Regions from separate parts of the Homo sapiens genome. Here region 1 is linked to region 2. The links are chromatin loops, found by intact Hi-C in ENCODE. Cell type or tissue: mesothelial cell of epicardium. All regions are shown on one strand. Links, peaks and the distances in the headings refer to the core of each region. The heading gives the core; the rest is flanking DNA.

Region 1 (5,499 bases), core at 1,500-5,499, 1.0 Mb before region 2:
GCTTGCAGTGAGCCGAGATCACGCCACTGCACTCCAGCCTGGGCGACAGAGCAAGACTCCATCTCCAAAAAAAAAAAAAAAAAAAAAAAAAAAAAAAAATATATATATATATATATATATATATATATCCTGGACCCAATGTCTAATAGGGCCCCTGCATATGTCAAGTTTGTTACAGATAAAAGCTGCTTTCAGTTTGCATAAACAGGTCTGATCAAGTGAGAACACTTCCCCTTCTCTTCCCGTTTACTCCTTCCTCCTTCTCATCTCTCAGCTTGGTTTTGAGGAAGGACACTGACAAACTGTAGTTTCTTCACCTGAAGGCAGCTAAGCAGCAAGAAATTCAGGTTCCAAAGAATAAAATCCATTTGCAGAAATGAACTGCTGGGACTACAGAAAGGAAAACTGGGCCAAAAGGTTAAAAGAATGTGACTGGAAGTGAGTTGCTCCCATACAACATGCCCAGAAATCAAACTGGTAATGTAAAGACCCCTGATAGGGAGAGAGACCTGCTTTTTACCAAGTGCAGAGCTCAAAACTCAAAAAGGTCAGAGAGACTTCTGAGGTTCTTTATGCAGCCTGAAATCACGGCTTGCAATTCTCCCACATTCACCCTTGCAATTTGCCCTTCTCCCAGATCCTACAGTTTTCTAAGCTCATCAGATTTCTTTTTAAAGAGAGACTTAGGCTGGGAGCGGTGGCTCACGCCTGTAATCCCAGCACTTTGGGAGGCCGAGGCGGGAGGACCACCTGAGGTCAGGAGTTCGAGAACAGCCTGGCCAACATGGCAAAACCCCGTCTCTACTAAAAATACAAAAATTAGCTGGATGTGGAGGTGGGCGCCTGCAATCCCAGCTACTCAGAAGGCTGAGGCAGGAGAATTGCTTGAACCCGGGAGGTGGAGGTTGCAGTGAGCTGAGATTGCGCCACTGCACTCCAGCCTGGGTGACAGGGCAAGACTCCGTCTCAAAAAAAAAAAAGAAACAGACTTACAGTGAGCTACATGGGAAAAAGCAGTTACCGAAAGACCACATGTGCCAAAGCCCTGTCCTCCCAAACTCACTTAAACTCCAAACATTTGGTGATCTCCTTCTGTAGGTGCATCACCTCATACAACAGGTTCTGGAGCTGCAGATGATAGGCATCTACTTTCTGCTTAGCCTGAAAGGAAAATACGATCAGAAGTGAGCAGGGCAAGTCAGGATGGAGCAGAGGAGAGGGTCAGCAAACTAAGAGAAGGTGTAAAGGGAATAAAGAAGGGGATGGGGCTGGGTGCAGTGGCTCACGCCTGTAATCCCAGCACTTTGGGAGGCCGAGGCGAGTGGATCACCTGAGCTCAGGAGTTCAAGACAAGCCTGGCCAACAAGGTGAAACCCCATCTCTACTAAAAAATACAAAAATTAGCCAGGCATGGTGGTGGGAGGTGCCTGTAATCCCAGCTACTTAGGAGGCTGAGGCAGGAGAATCGCTTGAAGCTGGGAGGCAGAGGATGTGGTGAGCTGAGATCGTGCCACTGCACTCTAGCCTGGGGGACAGAACGAGACTCTGTCTCAAAAAAAAAAAAAAAAAAAAAAAAAGAAGGGGATGGGGAGGAGGAAGGAGGAAGGTTAAAATTAAACCTTTTAACTACTACCTCGTGGGTCTGATCTCTTCCTTTCTTCAACCTGATGTGGGCTAATCGGTTAAGCTTCTTTAGAGTCATGAAATGCACACAGCTCTGGATCCTCCGTTCTTCTATTTCTATTGCCTGTGGGCAAAGAAAACAGTAAAGCCCACTGACGACAGGGCTAGCTCAGCTTCCTTCAGTCCTTCACCACTGACCCATCCTCATCTGGGGCCAAAAACGGCACCGGAGGGAGCTCAGAACCATGAGAAGGGTCATGAAGAAAATAAGAGGATGATTGTATAAGGAAAATGATTAAGAATCTCGGGCAAAAAAAAGTAATTTCTGCTTGGACTAGAGTAACAGGAATTGAAGATGGAATAAGGGCAGCAAAGGCACAATCTATCTCTACAGATCCTACACAGAGATCCCAGCAATAGTAACATCTTGTCATAAAATTTGACCTCTATAAATAACATTACAGGATAACTTAAATGGAAAATAACAGAATTATAGCCATAAAGCTTGGCTAGAATAGATTGAATGCAATAATTCTAACAAAACTTGTCAGCATAAGCACAAATACGTGAGATTCCTGGGGGAAAAAATGGATTTTAAAAAACTTATCTATCGAGTTTTTAGTCACATTGTTTAATTTCTCTGCCCCTAAAACCTCATTTATTCATTTACTATTAATGATAATTTCATTTTTGGTATCTACAATTTACTTGTACACATCCATCTTTGTATCAAGCAAATGTATAAGTACCATCATTTCTCAACACCTAGCAAAATGCCTGGCACTTAATAAATATTAATTGGATGAATGATCAAATTAGTAGGGAAAAAATTAATTATCCTGTACTTTCATTCCTGTAATTGGTGACTGAATGGTGATAAGAAGTTCCAATAAATTCACAGGTTTTGGGAGCCCTCAGGCTCCAATCACCTGATCATGGCTAGGACAGAAGATCAAGATCAGGAAGGGCCCTGGTAGGTGCAAAAACAGCCTCATCTATGTAAACCCACCAGGTTCACGGCCACCTGGTCCCACTCCTTACCACATCCTTGCCACCCCTGCTCTTCAGGTCTTGGATCTCAGCCATCAGCCTCTGTAGCTCCTGGCAGGTGTACTTGTATAACTCATAGTCTCTGCCAGGGTCCCGCAGATCCACCTCGGCCTCCTCACTGTAGTATTTACCTTCCTGTAGAGGTAAGGATAAAGGCTCTGTGTGCATGGGGTAAAAGTCTCCCTGCTGGGATCAGGGACACTTGGCTGACATCTCCTTTTAGATAAAAACAGTAACAATGAAGCCTCAGTCAGGTCTCTAAAAGATCTGGTCCTTAAATTAAATGCTTTTCTTCTCTTCAAAATAGAAACCTCTTTTGCTTTCTGATTGCAGAGTAATGCATGCCTGGTATCAAAGATTCAGAATATACAGAGGAGTATCAAAAAGAAAATGGAAAAATTGCCTATAATTTCGCCTCTCAGTCCGAAACTGAGTGAAGATTGTGGATAAATAAACATTTTATTTGTAAACAAAACGGGATCATACTGTCCGTGCTGTTAAGTGCAACTTCCCATCTGCATTAGTCCATTTTCACGCTGCCAATAAAGACACACCTGAAACTGGGAACAAAAAGAGGTTTAATTGGACTTACAGTCCCACATAGCTGGGGAGGCCTCAGAATCATGGCGAGAGGTGAAAGGCACTTCTTATGTGGCGGCGGCAAGAGAAAAATGAGGAGGAAGCAAAAGCAGAAACCCCTTATAAACCCATCAGATGTCGTGAGACTTATTCACTATCATGAGAATAGCACGGGAAAGACTGGCCCCCATGATGCAATTACCTCCCTCTGGGTCCCTCCCACAACATGTGGCAATTCTGGGAAATACAATTCAAGTTGAGATTTAAATCCCAAACCATATCATTCCGCCCCTGGCCCCTCCGAATCTCATGTCCTCACATTTCAAAACCAATCATGCCTTCCCAACAGTCGCCCAAAGTCTTAACTCATTTCAGCATTAACCCAAAAGTCCATAGTCCAAAATCTCATCTGAGACAAGGCAAGCCCCTTCCGCCTATGAGCCTGTAAAATCAAAAGCAAGCTAGTTACTTCGTAGATACAGTGGGGGTAAATATAGCCATTCCAAATGGGAGAAATTGGCCAAAACAAAGGCGTTACAGGGCCCATGCAAGACCAAAATCCAGTAGGGCAGTGAAATTTTAAAGCTCCAAAATTATCTCCTTTGACTCCAGGTCTCACATCCAGGTCAAGCTGATGCAAAAGGTGGCTTCCCATGGTCTTGGGCAGCTCCACCCCTGTGGCTTTGCAGGGTACAGTCTCCCTCCCTCCTGGCTGCTTTCATGGGCTGGCATTGAGTGTCTGCAGCTTTTTCAGGTGCATGGTGCAAGCCGTTCGTGGATCTACCATTCTAGGGTCTGAAGGGACGGTGGCCCTCTTCTCACAGCTCTACTAGGCAGTGCCTCAGTAGGGACTGTGTGGGGGCTCTGACCCCACATTTCCCTTCCACACTGCCCTAGCAGGGGTTCTCCATGAGCGCGCCAGCAGCAAACTTTTGCCTGGGCATCCAGGTGTTTCCGTACATCTTCTGAAATCCAGGCGGAGGTTCCCAAACCTCAATTCTTGACTTCTGTGCACCCACAGGCTTAACACCACTTGGAAGCTGCCAAAGCTTGGGGCTTCCACCCTCTGAGCCACAGGCCAAGCTCTAGATTGGCCCCTTTCAGCCATGCCTGGACTGGCTGGGACACAGGGCACCAAGTCCCTAGGCTGCATATAGCACAGGGACCCTGGGCCTGGCCCAGAAAACCACTTTTTCCTCCTGGGCCTCTGGGCCTGTGAGGGAAGGGGCTGCCGTGAGGTCTCTGACATGGCCTGGAGACGCTTTCCCCATGGTGTTAATCCCCCACGGGGATTAACATTAGGCTCCTTGCTACTTATGCAAATTTCTGCAACCAACTTGAATTTCTCCGCAAAAAATGGGTTTTTCTTTCCTTTTTTTATTTTTTATTTTTATTTTTTGAGACAGAGTCTCGGTCTTGTCGCCCAGGCTGGAGTGCAGTGGCATGATCTCAGTTCACTGCAACCTCTGCCTCCCAGGTTCAGGCAATTCTCCTGCCTCAGGCTTGGAGATTACAGTGGGTAGCTGGGATTACAGGCACCTGCCACCAGGCCCGGCTAATTTCTGTATTTTTAGTAGAGATGGGGTTTCACCATGTTGCCCAGGCTGGTCTCGAACTTCTGACCTCAAGTGATCCACCCAGCTCGGCCTCCCAAAGTGCTGGGATTACAAGCGTGAGCCACCGTGCCCAGCCGGGTTTTTCTTTTCTACTGTGTCATCAGGCTACAAATTTTCCAAACTTTTATGCTCTGTTTTCCTTTTAAAATGGAATGCTTTTAACAGTACCCAAGTCACTTCTTTTTTTTTTTTTTGAGACAAGGTCTTGCTCTTGTTGCTCAGGCTGGAGTGCAATGGCGCAATCTCAGCTCACTGCAACTTCTGCCTCCCGGGTTCAAGCGATTCTCCTGCCTCAGCCTCCCAAGTAGCTGGGATTACAGGGGCCCACCACCATGTCTGGCTAATTTTTATTGTATTTTTAGTAGAGATAGGGTTTTGCCATGTTGGCCAGGCTGGTCTCAAACTCCTGACCTCAAGTGGTTCACCTGCCTCGGCCTCCCAAAGTGCTAGGATTATAGGCGTGAGCCACTGCACATGGCCCTGTCACCTTTTGAATGGTTTGCTACTTAGAAATTTCCTCCACCAGATACCCTAAATCCTCTCTCTCAAGTTCAAAGTTCCACAAATCTCTAAGGCAGGGGCAAATGTTTTCAGTCTCTTTGCTAAAACACAAGAGTCACCTTTGCTGCAG
Region 2 (8,465 bases), core at 2,718-6,717:
CCTCCCACACTGAGCAGGGCTGAGCTGTGTACCTGATAGATTGCTGTAGAAATGATGGAATTTGGCCAGACGAGATGGCTCATGCCTGTAATCCCAGCACTTTGGGAGGCCAAGACAGGTGGATCATCTGAGGTCGGGAGTTTGAGACCAGCCTGGCTAACATGAGGAAACCCTGTCTGCTAAAAATACAAAAATTAGCTGGGCATGGTGGCACATGAATCCTAACTACTCGGGAGGCTGAGGCACAAGAATTGCTTGAATCTGAGAGGCGGAGGTTGCAGTGAGCCGAGATCACGCCACTGCACTCCAGCCTGGGCAACAGAGTGGGACTCCGTCTCAACAAAAAAAAAAAAAAAAGAAAGAAAGAAAAGAAAAAAGAAATGATGGAATGTGACTCAGAAAGCTTCACTGTAAGATACCACCACTTCCTCCCTGCTCACTGGGATCACTTATGGCGGGAAGCCAACTGCCATGTTGTGAGGATGCTTGAGCAGGCCCTGTGAGGAAGAACTGAAGCCTCCTGCCAACAGCGAGCACAGACTTGCCAACTATGTTTGACACCTTGGAAGCAGATCCTCCTGTCCCAATCAAACCTTCAGATGACTGCATCCCCGATGGGTATCTTGACTGCAACCTCATGAGAGACCCTGAGTCAGAAACACCCCACTAAGCCTTTCCATAATTCCTGGCCACAGAAATCACGAGAGATAATAAATGTTTGCAGTTGTTTTAAATGGCTATGTTTTGGAGTAATTTGATACACTCAATAGATACCAAATACACTCCTCTTTCATGCCATTGACCCTACCCCAGCCCCACGCTCTATCCTTACCTTGGAGCCAGCGCAGGAGGAAGTAGTCATCAGGATTGGGCAGCGCAGATAGCACATCTTGGATGTTCTCCCGGAACTGAGGACAGACAGGGAGAGACCTGGGTCAGAGGCCAACCACCCTCGGTCCTGCAGGTCTCAACTGTCCTTGAGGAAGGGGATGTCTGAGTGAAGAGGTCCCACTCGGGCTGGGAGGATCAGGGTCCGGGTCAAGCCATAACAGTTTGTTTCCTCCGTCTTGAAAATGGGATGATATAAAGAACCAACTACAGGCCAGGCGCGGTGGCTCACGCCTGTAATCCCAGCACTTTGGGAGGCAGAGGTGGGAGGATCACCTGAGGTCAGGAGTTTGAGACCAGCCTGGCCAACATGGTGAAACCCTGTCTGTACTAAAAATACAAAAATTAGCCGGGCGTGGTGGCAGGTGCCTGTAATCCCAGCTACTCAGGAGGCTGAGGCAGGAGAATCGCTTAAACCCAGGAGGCGGAGGTTGCAGTGAGCCGAGATCCCACCATTGCACTCCAGCCTGGGGGACAAGAGTGAGACTTTGTCTCAAAAAAAAAGAACCTACTACACTAAACATCAGAGAGAATTAAATGTGGATTAAACACAGAGAAGCTTTACAAGCCTGACTCAGGGATGTGGGGGCAGGGAGGGGCCCTCTTTAGTGCCCTGATCTTCATCCTTAGGAAGCCTTCAGGCCAGGTCAGGTGGGAGGATAAAGTGCACAGAGTCTGAGGCTCAGAGAGGTTGAGCAACTTGCCTAGTGTCACACAGCCAGTGAGTGGCAGAGCCAGTTGCCTGATTCTAGAATTGCAATAAAGATAATTGAGATCTTTAAACTGAATTTGTCTTAATTTTGTCTTTGACCGTTCCCTCCCACACTTAAGCAGGGCTGAGCTGTGTACCTGATAGGTTAGGGTTGAAATGATGGACTGTGACTTAGAAGCCTTCAATGTAAAGACATGGTTTGGCACCCATCAGCCACGCCCAAGTGAGGGGTGGCTTGACCTGGCCTGGGAGTTGGTTAGGACAGTTCAGCTGGCCCTGGGCCCACCCTGCAGGGTCTGAGAGCTGAGAGGCCACTCCTGGGTGGATGTCATTGACTGTAGGCTAAAGCCAGCCTCCAACACTGATGAATATGGTAAGGAAAAGAGCACCGGACAAAGAGTCAGCAGGTCCCACTGTGGCCTTGCCTGAGTCACTCCCCTCTCTCTGGGTCTTATTCTCTTTGGGCCCCAGATGGATCCTCAAAAGACTTTCCTTGGCCCCCCACCAAAAATGGACTGATAACCTTTGTCTAAAGGAATATGAAAGAGGGTTTGGCCTTGGGCTAAGCCTTAAATGAATCCTGACATGACACTGCCATTATACCAATTCGCTAAGTGAGGAAACTGAGGCTGGAAATGGTGATGCGCCTTCTTAGCCAACATGAGCAATTTTTATTTCAATTTCTGACTTCAATTGTCTTTTAAGAGGGTTATCTCAGGTCTAAGCAGAATGTCCTTTTCCTGATGCAGAACACTGCCCCTCCTTTTTGTTCCTTTTTTTTTTTTTTTTTTTTTTTGAGTATTGTATTTTGAACTCATGGGCATTAAGATCAATTACTTGGCCAGGTGAGGTGGCTCACACCTGTAATCCCAGCACTTTGGCCAGCCGAGGCAGGTGGATTGCTTGAGCTCAGGAGTTTGAGACCACCCTGGGCATCAAGGTGAAACCTCATTACCACAAAAAATACAATAATTAGCCAGGTGTGGTGGCGCACGCCTGTAGTCCCAGCTACTTGGGAGGCTGTGGTGGGAGAATCGCTTGAACCCAGGAGGCACAGATTGCAGTGAGCTGAGATCATGTCACTGCACTCCAGCCTGGGCAATAAATCAAGACCCTGTCTCAAAAAAAAAAAAAAATCAATTGGCTGGGTGCAGTGGCTCATACCTGTAATCCCAGAACTTTGGGAGGCCAAGGCGGGCAGATCACTTGAGGCCAGGAGTTCGAGATCAGCCTTGCCAACACGGTGAAACCCCATCTCTACTAAAAATACAAAAATTAGCTGGGCGTGGTGGCAGGCGCCTGTAATCAAAGCTACTCAGGAGGCTGAGGCACAAGAATTGCTTGAACCCAGAGAGCGGAGGCTGCAGTGAGCTGAGATTGCACCACTGCACTCCAGCCTGGGCAACAGGGTGAGACTACATCTCAAAAAAAAAAAAAATTCAATTACTTGAACTTTTTTTTAATTAAAACTAACAGCTTTATGGGGATATAATCAGATGCGAATTCACACTTGAACAACTTGTAAGACTTTTCCCCTAGCTTTGTTTATACTTTGTTTTCTTTTTAAAAGATTCATACAATTCAAGAAACACAACTTTTAAAAAAATTTTTATTTATTTTTTAATTTTATTTTTATAATCATCTTCTTGGATACTAAGAAACACAACTTCTAAAGGCCACAATCATCCTTAAGCTAGATTTTAATCATACTCCCCTCCCAGCTTTATTAAGGTATGAATGGTGTTTAATTGCTTTTCATCAAAGAGAAATAAAAACTGTTCTGGCTGATAGGAGTGGCTCACGCCTGTAATCCCAATACTTTGGGAAGCCGAGGTGGGTGGATCACTTGAGGCCAGGAGTTCGAGACTAGTCTGGCCAACATGGCAAAACCCCGTCTCTACTAAAAATACAAAGATTAGCCAGGTATGGTGGCACACGCCTGTGATCCCAGCTACTCAGGACGCTGAGGCAGAGAGTCATTTGAACCTGGTAGGCAGAGGCTGAAGTGAGCCAAGATCACATCACTGCACTCCAGCCTGGGTGACAGAGCCAGACTCCATCTCAAAAAAGAAAAAAAAAAAAGTTAAAAATTAGCTGGGTGTGGTGTGCGTGCCTGTAGTCCCAGCTACTCAGGAGGCTGAGGTGGGAGGGTTGCTTGAGCCCAGGAGTTTGAGGCTGCAGTCAGCCATGTTCTCACCACTACACTCCAGCCTAGGTGATAGAGTGAGACCCTGTCTCCAAATAAATGAATAAATAAATTTCCTGTTCACTCTCATGGACAAAAAACAAATTATCTGGTATTGCTATACATCAGCAACACATTCAGCCATTTTCTAAGGAAATGGGTCAAGTTACCAACACACAGCTTTACACACACTACCTTGAGGAAGAAAACCAAGAACAGGCACAGGAGAAATTGTGCCTGTTCTTGGCACCGAAGGGCAGGACGCGAAAGGGCAGGCCGGTGGGCGGGGACGCCCGGCTCAGACCCCGTCCCCAGCCTGGACCTGGGCCCCACCCTGCCCACACCGCGACCCTCCCCATCCGTCTCGCGACCCTACCAGAAAGTCCACTCCAGCTTTTCCTTCACCTCGGCACGGCTCTGAAAGGATCGGTCCCCTCCGGCCCGCACCCACCCCCAAGAGGGGCCTTCAGCTTTGGGGCTCAGAGGCACGACCTCTTGGGGAGGGTTAAAAGGCAGACACCCCCCCACCCCCGCGCCTCCACTCCCCGACTCCTTCGCCGCCTCCAGCCTCTCGCCAGTGGGAAGCGGGAGTAGCCGCGCGGCCGGAGTCCGGAGGCGAGGGGAGGTCGGCCGCAACTTCCCCAGGCCACCTTAAGAGGACGATGTAGCCAGCTCGCAGCGCTGACCTCAGAAAAACAAGTTTGCGCAAAGTGGAGCGGGGACCCGGCCTCTGGGCAGCCCCGGCGGCGCTTCTAGTGCCTTCCAGCCCTCGCGGGCGGCGTAGCCGCGGCCCATGGAGCCCGCGGGCCGGTCCCCGGCCGCCTCGGGCCGCTGCTCTGCCTGCTGCTCCCCGCGTCCTGCGCCTGGTCAGGAGTGGCGGGTGAGGAGGAGCTGCAGGTGATTCAGCCTGAGAAGTCTGTATCAGTTGCAGCTGGAGAGTCGGCCGCTCTGCAGTGCACTGTGACCTCCCTGAACCCTGTGGGGCCCATCCAACGGTTCAGAGGAGCTGGACCAGGCCGGAAATTAATCTACCATCAAAAAGAAGGCCACTTCCCCCGGGTAACAACTGTTTCAGATCTCACAAAGAGAACCAACATGGACTTTTCCATCTGCATCAGTAACATCACCCCAGCAGATGCCGGCACCTACTACTGTGTGAAGTTCCAGAAAGGGAGCCCTGACGTGGAGTTGAAGTCTGGAGCAGGCACTGAGCTGTCTGTGCGTGCCAAACCCTCTGCCCCCGTGGTATCGGGCCCCGCAGCGAGGGCCACACCTGACCACACAGTGAGCTTCACCTGCGAGTCTCATGGCTTCTCACCCAGAGACATCAGCCTGAAATGGTTCAAAAATGGGAATCAGCTCTCAGACTTCCAGACCAACGTGGACCCCGCAAGAGAGAGCGTGTCCTACAGCATCCACAGCACAGCCAATGTGGTGCTGACCCGCGGGGACATTCACTCTCAAGTCATCTGCGAGGTGGCCCACGTCACCTTGCGGGGGGACTCTTTTCGTGGGACTGCCAACTTGTCTGAGACTATCCAAGTTCCACCCACCTTGGAGGTTACTCAACAGCCCATGAGGGCAGAGAACCAGGTGAATATCACCTGCCAGGTGACGAAATTCTACCCCCAGAGACTACAGTTGACCTGGTTGGAGAACGGCAATGTGTCCCGGACAGAAACGGCCTCAACTCTTACAGAGAACAAGGATGGCACCTACAACTGGATGAGCTGGCTCCTGGTGAATGTATCTGCCCACAGGGATGATGTGAAGCTCACCTGCCAGGTGGAGCATGACGGGCAGTCAGCGGTCAGCAAAAGCCATGACCTGAAGGTCTCAGCCCACCTGAAGGAGCAGAGCTCAAATACCGCCGCTGAGAACACTGGACCTAATGAACAGAACATCTATATTGTGGTGGGCGTGGTGTGCACCTTGCTGGTGGCCCTACTGATGGAGGCTCTCTACCTCGTCCGAATCAGACAGAAGAAAGCCCAGGGCTCCACTTCTTCTACAAGGTTGCATGAACCCGAGAAGAATGCCAGAAAAATAACCCAGGACACAAATGATATCACATATGCGGACCTGAACCTGCCCAAGGGGAAGAAGCCTGCTCCCCGGGCCGCGGAGCCCAACAACCACACAGAGTATGCCAGCATTCAGACCAGCCTGCAGCCTGCGTCGGAGGACACCCTCACCTATGCTGACCTGGACATGGTGCACCTCAACCGGACCCCCAAGCAGCTGGCCCCCAAGCCCGAGCTGTCCTTCTCAGAGTATGCCAGCATCCAGGTCCCGAGGAAGTGAATGGGACCGTGGTTTGCTCTAGCACCCATCTCCATGCTCTTCCTTGTCCCACAAGGAGCCGCCATGATGAGCACAGCCAGCCCAGTTCCCGGAGGGCTGGGGCGGTGCAGGCTCTGGGACCCAGGGGCCAGGGTGGCTCTTCTCTCCCCACCCCTCCTTGGCTCTCCAGCAGCCACGGCCCCCTCTCCCCACATTGCCACACACCTGGAGGCTGACGTTGCCAAACCAGCCAGGGAACCGACCTGGGAAGCGGCCAGAACTGCCTGGGGTCCAAGAACTCTTGTGCCTCCGTCCATCACCATGTGGGTTTTGAAGACCCTTGACTACCTCCCCGATGCTCCGAAGCCTGATCTTCCAGGGTGGGGAGGAGAAAATCCCACCTCCCCTGACCTCCACCACCACCACCACCACCCCTCAACTGGGGCTTGAGTGGGGAAGATTTCCCCTTTAGATCAAACTACCACTTCCATGGAAAAGCTGGAAAAAAACTCTGGAACCCATATCCAGACCTGGTGAGGTTGCTGCCAACAGTCCTGGCCTCCCCCATCCCTAGGCTAAAGAGCCATGAGTCCTGGAGGAGGAGAGGATCCCTCCCAAAGGACTGGAGACAAAACCCTCCGCTTCCTCAGGTCCCTCCAAGACTCCCTGGGGCCCAACTGTGTTGCTCCACCCGGACGCATCTCTCCCTTCTAGACCTGAGCTTGCCCCTCCAGCTAGCACTAAGCAACATCTCGCTGTGGGTGCCTGTAAATTACTGAGAAATGTGAAACGTGCAATCTTGAAACTGAGGTGTTAGAAAACTTGATCTGTGGTGTTTTGTTTTGTTTTTTTCTTAAAACAACAACAACGTGAAAAAAAGAAAGTCCACTCCAGCGCCCGGTCGCCACCCTTCTTTGCCCCGGGAACCCCATCCCGGCACCTCCCACCCCGCATACACCACCTACCCCATGCAAAACCCTATGATGGCAGGAATCGAGACCTCCAAGGACCCGTCGTTGCCTCCATGCTCATGGAACCGTGTGAGTCTTCCTGGACCCCAAGCTTGCCGTGTGCGACCACGAAGGAAAGACCCTAAGGACCTTCAAGGGACTCCTCCCAGGCTAGAGACGAAAATGCACCCTGTTCCTGCCTCCTCCAGCTCATAGCTGAGGACGTGACCTGCCAATGCAGCCTCCCCAGCAGGCCAGCAGCCTTCACCAGCCCTGTCCAATATGGTAGCCACAAATTCTTAAAATGTGGCTAGTTTGAACTGAGGTCTGCTGTGAGTGTAAAATACACAGGATTCCAAAGACTCAGTATCCCCTCAAAACACTCATTTTTTTTTTTTTTGAAACAGGGTCTAGCTCTGTTGCCCAGGCTGGAGTGCAGTGGCACGATGTTGGCTCACCGCAGTCTCGACCTCCTAGGCTCAATCCATCCTCCCACCTCAGCCTCCCGAGTAGCTGGGACTACAGGCATGGGCCACCACACCCAGCTATTTGTTGTTGTTGTTGTTGTTTTTAGAGATGGGGTCTCCCTATGTTGCTAATTTTTTAATTTTTTGTAAAGATGTGTTCTTGCTATGTTGCCAGAACTCCTGGGCTCCAGTGATCCTCCCGCCTCAAAGTGCGGGGATTATAGGCCCGAGCTACTGCACCAGACCAGTTGTTTTTATATTGATTAGATTATATATTGAAGTTAATACATCATTAAACTTTACTTCAATTGTTTCTTTTTAGGTTTTTTTTGTTTTGTTTTGTTTTGTTTTTGTTTTTGTTTTGTTTTTGAGACATAGTCTTGCTCTGTCTCCCAGGCTGGAGTGCAGTGGCAGAATCTTGGCCCACTGCAACCTCCACCTCCTGGGTTCAAACGATTCTCCTGCCACAGGGTTTCACCCTGTTGCCCAGGCTGGTCTCAAACTCCTGACCTCAAATGATCCATCCACCTCAGCCTCCCAAAGTGTTGGGATTACAGGCATGAGCCACAGCGCCCAGCCTCTTTTTAGTTCTTTAATGGAGCTACTAGAAAATTTCAAAAAGGCCGGGCATGGTGGCTCATGCCTGTAATCCCAGCACTCTGGGAGGCCAAGGTGGGTGGATCACCTGAGATCAGGAATTCCAGACCAGCCTGACCAACGTGGTTAAAACCCCATCTCTACTAACATACAAAAATTAGCCAGGCGTGGTAGCAGGTGCCTGTAATCCCAGCTACTCCGGAGGCTAGGGCAGGAGAATTGCTTGAACCCAGAAGGCAGAAGTTGCAGTGAGCCAAGATTGTGCCGTTGTACTCCAACCTGGGCAACAAGAGCGAAACTCCGTCTCAAAAAAAAAAAAAAAAAAAAAAAGGAAGAAAGAAAATTTCAAATGACCTATGTGGCTTGCGTTTGTGGTGGCGTGG

What was found. Hi-C counts contacts between places; a loop is a spot of excess contacts. Peaks named below come from ENCODE experiments on the same cell type or tissue, not always from the same donor. Only the 100,000 strongest peaks of a DNase experiment are listed, where the experiment ranks them.
Region 1: a loop joins it to region 2, with 19 times the contacts of the local background. A loop is called at or near these places in 1 of 110 quality-filtered maps.

The regions. Positions count from the first base shown.
Region 1 is chr22:29,541,796-29,547,294 of GRCh38, forward strand. It overlaps THOC5 (THO complex subunit 5), which reads right to left. Exons shown (of 20, transcript NM_003678.5): 3 at 2,665-2,808; 4 at 1,634-1,747; 5 at 1,064-1,161. Among named protein-coding and RNA genes, the nearest start is that of THOC5, 9.2 kb to the right of the region's middle. In mesothelial cell of epicardium, for the core only: no CTCF peak of the experiment used is centred there; no DNase peak of the experiment used is centred there.
Region 2 is chr22:30,537,995-30,546,459 of GRCh38, forward strand. SEC14L6 (SEC14 like lipid binding 6) reads right to left here. Exons shown (of 12, transcript NM_001193336.4): 2 at 833-908. It also overlaps the pseudogene SIRPAP1. Among named protein-coding and RNA genes, the nearest start is that of SEC14L6, 4.5 kb to the right of the region's middle. RefSeq lists an enhancer at 4,610-5,602. In mesothelial cell of epicardium, for the core only: no CTCF peak of the experiment used is centred there; DNase peaks (open chromatin) are centred at 4,186, 4,567 and 4,985.